2 separate regions of the Homo sapiens genome follow, and region 1 is linked to region 2. A link is a contact called in ENCODE Hi-C or POLR2A ChIA-PET data. All regions are on one chromosome and are shown on one strand. The core of a region is the stretch at or near the end of the contact, and the rest is flanking DNA. Distances in the headings are between cores, read along the strand shown.

Region 1 (4,222 bases), core at 1,293-3,792, 55 kb after region 2:
AAACTGGCCAGAATGAAGGGCTAAAGGTCCCACACAAGTCTGAAATCCAGTAGGGCAGTCAAATCTTAAAGCTCCAAAATAATCTCCTTTGACTCCATGTCTCACATCCAGGTCACAATATTGCAAAAGGTGAGTTCCCATGGTCTTGGGCAGCTCTGCCCATACGGCTTTGCAGGGTACAGCATCCATCTCGGCTGCTTTCATGGGCTGGCATTGAGTGTTTGCAGCTTTTCCAGGTGCACAGTGCAAGCTGTCAATGGATCTACCATTCTGGGGTCTAGAGGATGGTGGCCCTCTTCTCACAGCTCCATTAGGCAGTGCCCCAGTGGGGACGCTGTGTGGGGTCTCCAATCCCACATTTCCCTTCTGCACTGCTCTAGCAGAGGTTCTCCATGAGGGCTCTTACCCTGCAGCAAACTTCTGCCTGGGCATTCAGGCATTTCTGTACAACCTCTGAAATCTAGGTGGAAGTTCCCAAACCTCAATTCTTGACTTCTGTGCACCCACAGGCTCAACACCACATAGGAGCTGCCAAGGCTTGGGGCTTGCACCCTCTGAAGCCACAGCCTGAGCTGTACTTTGGCTCCTTGTAGCCATGGCTAGAGTGGCTGGGACACAGGACACCAAATCCCTAGGCTGCACACAGCAGGTGGGCCCTAGGCCCTGCCCACAAAACAATTTTTTCCTCCTAGGACTCTGGGCCTGTGATGGGAAGGGCTGCTGTGAAGAAGACCTCTGACATGCCCTGGAGACATTTTCCCTATTGTCTTGGCAATTAACATTTAGCTCCTCATTAATCATGCAAATTTTTGCAGCCAGCTTGAATTTCTCCTCAGAAAATGGGTTTTTCTTTCCTATTACATTGTTAGGCTGCAAAATTTCCAAACTTTTATGCTCTGTTTCCCTTTTAAACTGAATGCTTTTTAACAGCACTCAAGTCACCTCTTGAATGCTTTGCTGCTTAGAAATTTCTTCTGCCAGATGCCCTAAATCATCTCCCTCAAGTTCAAAGTTCCACAGATCTTTAGGGTGGGAGCAAAATGTCACCAGTCTGTTTGCTAAAACATAGCAAGAGTCACCATTTCTCCCCTTCCCAACAAGTTCCTCATCTCCATCTGAGCCCACCTCAGCCTGGATTTCATTGTCCATATCATTATCAGCATTTTGGTCAAAGCCATTCAACAAGTCTCTAGGAAGTTCTAAACTTCCCAACATTTTCCTGTCTTCCTCTGAGCCCTCCAAGTCTCTAGGAAGTTCCAAACGTTCCCACATTTTTCTGTCTTCTGAGCCCTCCAAACTGTCTCAACCTCTATCCGTTACCCAGTTCCAAAGTTGCTTCCACATTTTTGGGTATCTTTACAGCAGTGCCACCAGTAGCAATTTAGTGTGTTAGTCTGTCACATGCTGCTAATAAGGACATACCTGAGACTGGGTAATGTATAAAGAAAAAGAGGTTTAATCGAATCACAGTCCCATGTGGCTGGGAAGGCCTCACAATCGTGGTGGAAGGCAAAAGGTACATCTTACCTGGGGACAAGCAAGAGAGGATGAAAGCCAAGCAAAAGGGGAAACCCCTTATAAGACCAATAGATAACTTGAGACCTATTCACCACCACAAGAACAATATGAGGGAACTGACCCCATGATTCAATTATCTCCCACCAGGTCCTTCCCACAACATGTGGGAATTATGGGAGCTACAGTTCAAGATGATATTTGGGTGGGGACACAGCCAAACCATATCAAATATTGTAGTTATTTTAGGTCTTACTTGATCAAACACAAAAGTCTAACAACGTTAGTTCAATTTTTGTGTAATTCAGTCTCAAAAATTACTGTCTTTTGGTTTCTCAACTTGGGCTTCATTTTGAGAAAAATTATACTTTATTATCATTACTCCTCTTCTCTAATGGGATAGGATATGGGTTATATTGGGTTCTTTTTCTCTGGCCATGTTCTCTGTCATTTCATTTAATCTTCATAATGGCAATATGGGTAGAAATTCTTATTCCAGTTTTACAGATGAGGAAAATGGAATTCAAAAAGACTAAGAGACTTGCATGAGAGCATACTTCCAAGTAAGTGTGAAAGCTAGGCTTCCAATTCTGGTTAATTTATCTCAAAGCATATAAGGCTTACACTACTATACCCTATCTACCTCTCACATAATTTACCACATTATTTTGTAATGCTTACTCATTTGCACCTCCTACAAGTTTTTAGTATCCTACTATGCAGAGAATATAATGTATTTACCTTTGAGTTCCTTGTGTCTAACAGAATGCTTTATTAAGAGTGAACATTTAGTGAATAAATGAATGAATAAATTAATACTAGTAAGTATGACCAGTTTATTCTGCTGAATGACGTACATATTAAAACGATTAGAAACCTATTACCGTCTTAGATCCACTCACCCAAATAAGGCATGTAGGGCTGCATATATGGCTAGCTGGAACCATAGGCAATGATGGGGTGGTTGGAGTCTGTTATTCTCTGTCTTGAGGCAAGCCAGGTGATTCATCACATGGGGTGGGAGAGGATTGTTGGAAAAAGGATCTGAGAGGAAGTTAGGGTCAAAGAGAGGATGTGGAAGTTGAACCATGGTTCACACAAGAACCGGGAACAAATCCAAAGGAAAAGGAGTTCCAAAAGAAAAGAATTTATTTCTCTCTCCTTAGAATTCCATTCCATTGTATGAGCAATGTTTGGAGAAAGGACAGAAGAGAGAAAGGGAAACAGAAAGACAATATTTTCCTAAGTTGTTCTTTGTTAGGCGCTGTAATGGAGTGGAATGAGACCTGGATATGGCGTCAGAGAGACTGGGGCTCAAGAACTGTGCTCTGACATTTATTAGCTGTGGGCAAATAACTTAACATGTTTAAATCTTCATTTCTCATCTGTAAAATATGGTTGATACTATCCAACTTAAAAATCACAGTGCAAATTAAATGAGATAATCGTTGTGAAAATGTCTAGCATGGTGTCAGCCACGTATTAAATGTTCCGAGAGTGTTTACATAGATGACTAAGAAAAGCTTTAGTCTTCCTAAATATTTTCCAGGAAAGACTATCATGATGGGAACTGTTGGACAGGCAAGTCAGTAAATAGCAAGAAGGACTTGACCTTCTGTGTCTCCGGGATCCCACAGTTGCATAGACTTGGTGAGAGACTAATATGAAACAAATGTGTACTAGAAATATATTTTCTAAGCAAGCTCTCTTCCTGAGGAGCTGGGGAAGAGATTAAATCCTTTTCTGCCTGCATTCAACATGGATCTCCTGAATGGTGGTTGGCTGCCAAGCACTGTCTTGGACCTGGACAGACAAAGATGCAAAGACAGTGCTCCAGTTCTCTAAGGAATTGTGGTCTGTGGAGTCAGAAGGATATTTAGTGAGTGTTTTTCTATGTTGGGGAGGGCTGCTATATTGATTAAATTATGCATTCAGACACAAGTCACAGTTTTTGAGCTCCTTCATTGTTGTTATTTTTACACACACGTTTTCCAATTTAATTCTCACTAAAATGCCTCATGTTGTCATATCCATCTCTGCATTAGATGACAAGATGAAAACACAGAAACTAGGCATTGGTTTTAAGTTATTAAATTATAGGAGAAATGATCCAATTTAAAAATCAATGTTTTATATGTAAAGGGCAATCATGAAAAATATCCACACAAAATCTTGGAAAATATTAATATAATTATTCAGTTTATTTAGAGAAATGAGTAAGTTTTTCCTAACTGCTCTCACTGCAAACCCCAAAATGAAAAAAACAAAGTTAGAGGCAAATACTTTACATTGGATTGATACTAGGGGATGAATGTGAACCTCAACAATAACACTTCAATAAGTGGTATTTTACATTAAGCAGTTTTTCTTTTGAAAATATCTATTTTGACTTGACACCAAGTTTAAACTGATTCCATATTCAATACCTCTCTTTATACACCATAGATTCCTCACTTTTGACATCTTTAGTTTGATTCTTTTTTAAATTAACTTATTTTTTCTATTATTATACTTTAAGTTTTAGGGTACATGTGCACAACATGCAGGTTTGTTACATATGTATACATGTGCCATGTTGGTGTGCTGCACCAATTCACTCGTCATTTAGCATTAGGTATATCTCCTAATGCTATCCCTCCCCGCCTCCCCCCTCCCCACAACAGTCCCTGGTGTGTGATGTTCCCCTTCCTGTGTCCATGTGTTCTCT
Region 2 (4,527 bases), core at 1,391-3,890:
CCAGTGAGAGAGAAACCCTGTTCTCATGAGACCTACATTTCAATGAAATAATATCTAGGGCCCACCATGTGTTTTACTCATAACATGTGATTCACCAATTTAATTCTAATTAGCTACTGTATTTAAATTAATCAATTTAAACCCAGTGAGTAAGATACTCTTATTTTCACCATTTTACAGATAAGAAAATTGATCCTCAGAGTCTAATGGCCAACCAGTGGCAGACCTGGGGTTGGTACCCAGGCCCCTGGCTCCAGAGCCCAAGCTTTCAAATACTAGGTTGTCTCCAGGAAATAGACAACAGGTAAAATACCGTCTCTTATGCCCAACCCTGAGAAAGAATTTTCTCACGCAGTTAGGCAACAGGTGTGCACCAGGAGGACCTGACTAGCCAGGGTCAAAACTCAGCTCACGACTCAGTTTTCCTGAGCAGTCATGGATTGGGCCACCAATGAGCCAACCCTGCGGGCAGTCCTACGTCCTGTTGTTCCATTCTGTGGGTTTTTTTTGTTTTGTTTTGTTTTTGTTTTTCCCCAGGGAACTATACAATGGGCTTCATTTCTTTTTCTATCCTCCATGCCTAGCACTGGACTTAGCAGTACTTAGGAATGTGTGACCATTGATGCCATGGATATACAAATAGCCCCTTATGTCCCGTGGCGTGAATATCATAAGAAAAATCAACTAGCCATATTGACAGTGGAATGCAGTGGATGGAAACTCATTTTCAATGTTGTTTTCTACTCAATACTCTTGGGAGTTTCTCTAAATCATGAAACCGAGTCCAGGCTATTTGAAATTTCTTTGGACTCTAGACATTGCCATGCATAAGAAGAGTCTTGCCTAGATGCCGTGAACTCCAGATAGAATGTTGGAGTTGGGGAGTCTTAGATATGGGGGTCATTCTATCTCGCAAACATTTATTAAGCACCTACTCTGTCCTACGGTGCTAGGTGTTGATGGTACAGGAATCAGTACAAGAGAGTCCTTGCCTAATGGATGTAATCATTATTCAATAGTTATTTAGCTGTAAGCATTATTTAACAGTTCCAACAGTGGAGTACGGTGTGGAGAATGGTCACCTCCGGGAGGTGATGACCTCCTGCACGAGGTTGGCTTGAGTGCTGTAGTAGGGATGGGGAGGTCCCAGAAGGCATGAGTCAAGCCAGAGGCACAAAGAGCCGTGTGTAGGGAGGGCTGTGCTGCTGGAGGGTCCCCTGTGCCAGGACAGAGATGAGGCTGAGTCCAGGGCCTGAAAGACACACCCCTCACCTCCAACTTGACCTGAAGCCCAGAAGGAACCATTGAAAGGTTTTTCTGGATGGCAGGGATGGGTTTGTGATTCCGGAAGTACATGTGAAAGATGAACTGGGTAAAGCAGCCGGGCATGGGTTCTAGGAAGAAGTGGCTCAAACTGAGACTGTGGCAGTGGGATTGAAGAATTGGGGGCAACAAGTGGGGGTTTAAACCCGACACTTTTATCTTTACAAACAATGAGGAGGAGAGTGGGCTTACTCAAGGTTTCAAATGTGTTCATGGCACAGCCAAGTGCAGGACCCAGGTTTTTCGACTTGATCTCATTCATTACGTGCCTACGCGCACATCTCCACAAGCCTGTGTGGGGCTCCCTGTCAAGTGCAGCGTCCCTGTCTGGCCCTGCGAGTGGGTGCAGAGATGCACTCACAGGCCTCCCTGAACTCTGTGAACTCCCACCCCACACCTGGAACAAGACTGGGAAAATTCTGGACCCCGAAGCACTCCTAAGCCACCGGGCAGGGCAGCAACACCATCGCTGGGTGCCCCTGGCCAGCACTGAGCCTGCGGAAGCTTTGCGGAGAGGCCAATCCACTGATATGGGGGAGGAGGGATTCTTCAGGAGCCATGGCTGAAAGTCTCAATGCAGGGAGTGAATGGAGCATTGATGAGGAATTCCTGTCAGCATGGCTTCCTCTTTCTTGGGTTTCCCTTTCTGTTCCTATGGCGACAGGATGGACTTCCTCTGTGAAGCCCTGGCGGCCTGCAGGCTGTGCTTGTGTGGTGTCTGCATGGGGGCGTGGGAAGGTGTTCGGGTACAATGAGACTCCCCTGTTCATCCAGGCACCATGGATGGGAGTCGGGCAGGAATGTGCACCTGCATGCGGACAGGGCAGGGATTCCGTCGTGGCCGGGTAGATGGCACTGCAGAAAACCCCTGAGTATTTGAGTCAGATTGGGTTTCCCATCCCAACTGTGCTATTTCCAAGCAAGTTCCTTCATCTGTCTCTAAGCTGCTGTAGTCTCCTGCATCAAATCGGTGTGGGCACACCCACCTTCCAGATTGTGTGGTGTTGTAAGGTCACAAGAGGCATATTCTCTCCCTATAGACATCTCTCCCTCCACCACGATGCCCTGAGATGCTTCCCCCGTGGCTCACCTGTTGCTCTCCCTGCTAATTTGTGGGCCATTTGAGGTAGGAGTTGGGGTGGTTCACTGACTCTCCAAGACTTGGTGCAGAGGTGGCTCTCAGAGGTGACTGTTGGAAAAGTCTGTGCATACATGAACCAGAATTAAGTGAACGACAATTTATTTGGCATCGTTTAGTGGCCTGTGACGTTCTAATGCAGCTGCCAGGCCGGCATGATGGTGCCAATGGTGCCAGGTGGTCCTTCCCAGGCCCTTGGTAGCAGCCGCCCCGGGCGGGACCCTGGCTTTCACAGCTGGACTGGCTGCCCAGAGGACTTTTTCAGTAACAGTCAGGGCAAGGTCAGATCTGGCAGCAGCTGACCTTTTCACTTGACCCTTAAGCCTATCTGGACCGCCTGACTGGACGGCCTTCAGTGACTTCTCTGGATTTCACTGACCTTAGGCCACCGGACTTCCCATCCCTGCCAGGCCCACTTTGTCTGGCTGAACTCCCAGCTCAGCCCCACCCTGGCCCACCCTGTCCTGATCTCTTCCTGCCAAGGGCCCACAGTGCTGTTTAAAGATTGGAAAATACGGCATGATTTGCTTGTGGATACTATTTTTGATCTTGTGGATTGAGCACTAAACTTGGAGTTAAAAACCGGGGTTTGAATCCCAGCTCTGTCACTGGCTTGCGAGGTGGCCTTGGACAAGTCACATCTACTTTCTGTTACCTCAGTTTCTTCATCCGGTAAATGGGCAGGTCTAGTCACCTGTATCTACCTCATGAGCTATAGCAGTTAGCTGTGAATGGGATGGTTTTGTACCAGATCTAGTGCTGAATAAACTGCACCAGATTTGCCTCCATCATCTCAGGGTCTCCCTTTAAAAGTTTTTCTTTCTTTGGCCCTAAGTAAATCAGTGATTTTAGTACCAGAATGTATTTTGGAAAGGACAATGGCGTTAGAGTCCAGATGTAGATTCAGAGCTCAGCTTGTTCAGTTTCTCTGTGTATGGCCTAGGGCATTTAATTCCCTGTGCCTCAGCTTCCTTATATATTAGGTAGCATGCATATATCATACTTGTCTTTTACTTTGTTTTGAGAAATAAGGATGCAAGCTGTAGTAATCTCAGCATCTTATAGATGCTTCACACATAGTTTCTATTATTGTTACTATAATTATTATTAGGATATCATATGGTGTGTTGTAATCACTAGAGCTTAAGAATTAAAGGAAACTTTAAAATCTGGAATTCTGAAGCTAGACGAGCCCTTTTCAGGCCCTGTAGCTATTTGTTCTTATTTTACAGAAGGGAAACTGAGGCCAAAAGAACCAGGGGCCACACTGGTAGTTCAACTTAGTGGCGCAAGGGAGCTCTGGAGCCTGTGCTGAGAGTGGATGGGGGTGGGGGGAGAATCGGGGCTTTCAGTGCCGACCTGTGCTGTTCCACAGATGCTGGGAGAGGAACCACACCCTGCTGCTTTTGGCTTCCTCACCTGGCACCGGGATCCGGTGACACAAGGCCTGGCACTGGGCTGGGCCGTCATTGAGTACACAGGCTGCCCACGTGTAAGCCTTGTTCATTCAGCAGGTTGAGAGCAAAGCAGGCTGTTCTCTTCCTATGCCAGGCACAGTTTGCAAAAGGCCTGCAGGGATCCAGCTTCTCTGGCCAAACCAATCCTGCCCCAGGCTGGTGGCTGGCAGGGAGATGTCTCTTCCCCTGAGAAGTTACTGGAGATAACCATTGTCATTTACAGCGTTTTAGGCACAAAAATTGCCACCACCCTCCACCCCTTGTCTCTTTGGGAAATGTTTATTCTTCTCGGACTGTTTCTGGTACCACCACTTCCAGGAAGCATATCCTGATTACTGTAGTCAGAACTGAATAAAGTGAGGGGACTGGGCTGGGCACAGAGCTGGGGAAAAGCATTCCAGCCCGCGGGAGGAACAAGTGCAAAAGACCCAGGAAGGAACGAGAATTCACATCTACGGCCGTATGCTGGGGACTTGCATTTCGTGCTTCCTCACCTATCTTCTCCACTAGGCTTTTGGGTTGAGGGTAGGTGCAAAGGTTCATTCTTAATAATAAGATCGATCATTATTGTTGCCCCCAGTTTTTTGCAGATCTACCATGCTAGGCTCC

Evidence for each region. A loop is a pair of places that touch in the nucleus more often than their neighbours do. ChIA-PET counts read pairs that join two places held with the same protein, here RNA polymerase II (POLR2A). Pooled maps may share reads with other maps.
Region 1: a map of left ventricle myocardium inferior shows a loop between it and region 2 (2.5-fold over the local background). The contact joins two enhancer-like sites. A Hi-C loop is called at or near these places in 9 of 168 maps with a recorded cell type or tissue (HepG2, heart left ventricle, heart right ventricle and 2 more) and 4 of 50 pooled maps. POLR2A ChIA-PET finds 5 or more read pairs at or near these places in 5 of 52 experiments (B cell, BJ, Panc1 and 2 more).

The regions. Positions count from the first base shown.
Region 1 is chr2:12,785,454-12,789,675 of GRCh38, forward strand. No RefSeq gene overlaps it. Among named protein-coding and RNA genes, the nearest start is that of MIR3125, 50 kb to the left of the region's middle. Within about 2 kb of position 2,543, at least 5 of the 41 ENCODE cell types and tissues checked have a DNase peak (open chromatin) inside an H3K27ac peak, as active enhancers do; they include heart right ventricle and left ventricle myocardium inferior, where a contact is called at or near this core.
Region 2 is chr2:12,730,096-12,734,622 of GRCh38, forward strand. All of the region lies in intron 2 of TRIB2 (tribbles pseudokinase 2), which reads left to right. Among named protein-coding and RNA genes, the nearest start is that of MIR3125, 5.0 kb to the right of the region's middle. Within about 2 kb of position 2,641, at least 17 of the 41 ENCODE cell types and tissues checked have a DNase peak (open chromatin) inside an H3K27ac peak, as active enhancers do; they include heart right ventricle and left ventricle myocardium inferior, where a contact is called at or near this core.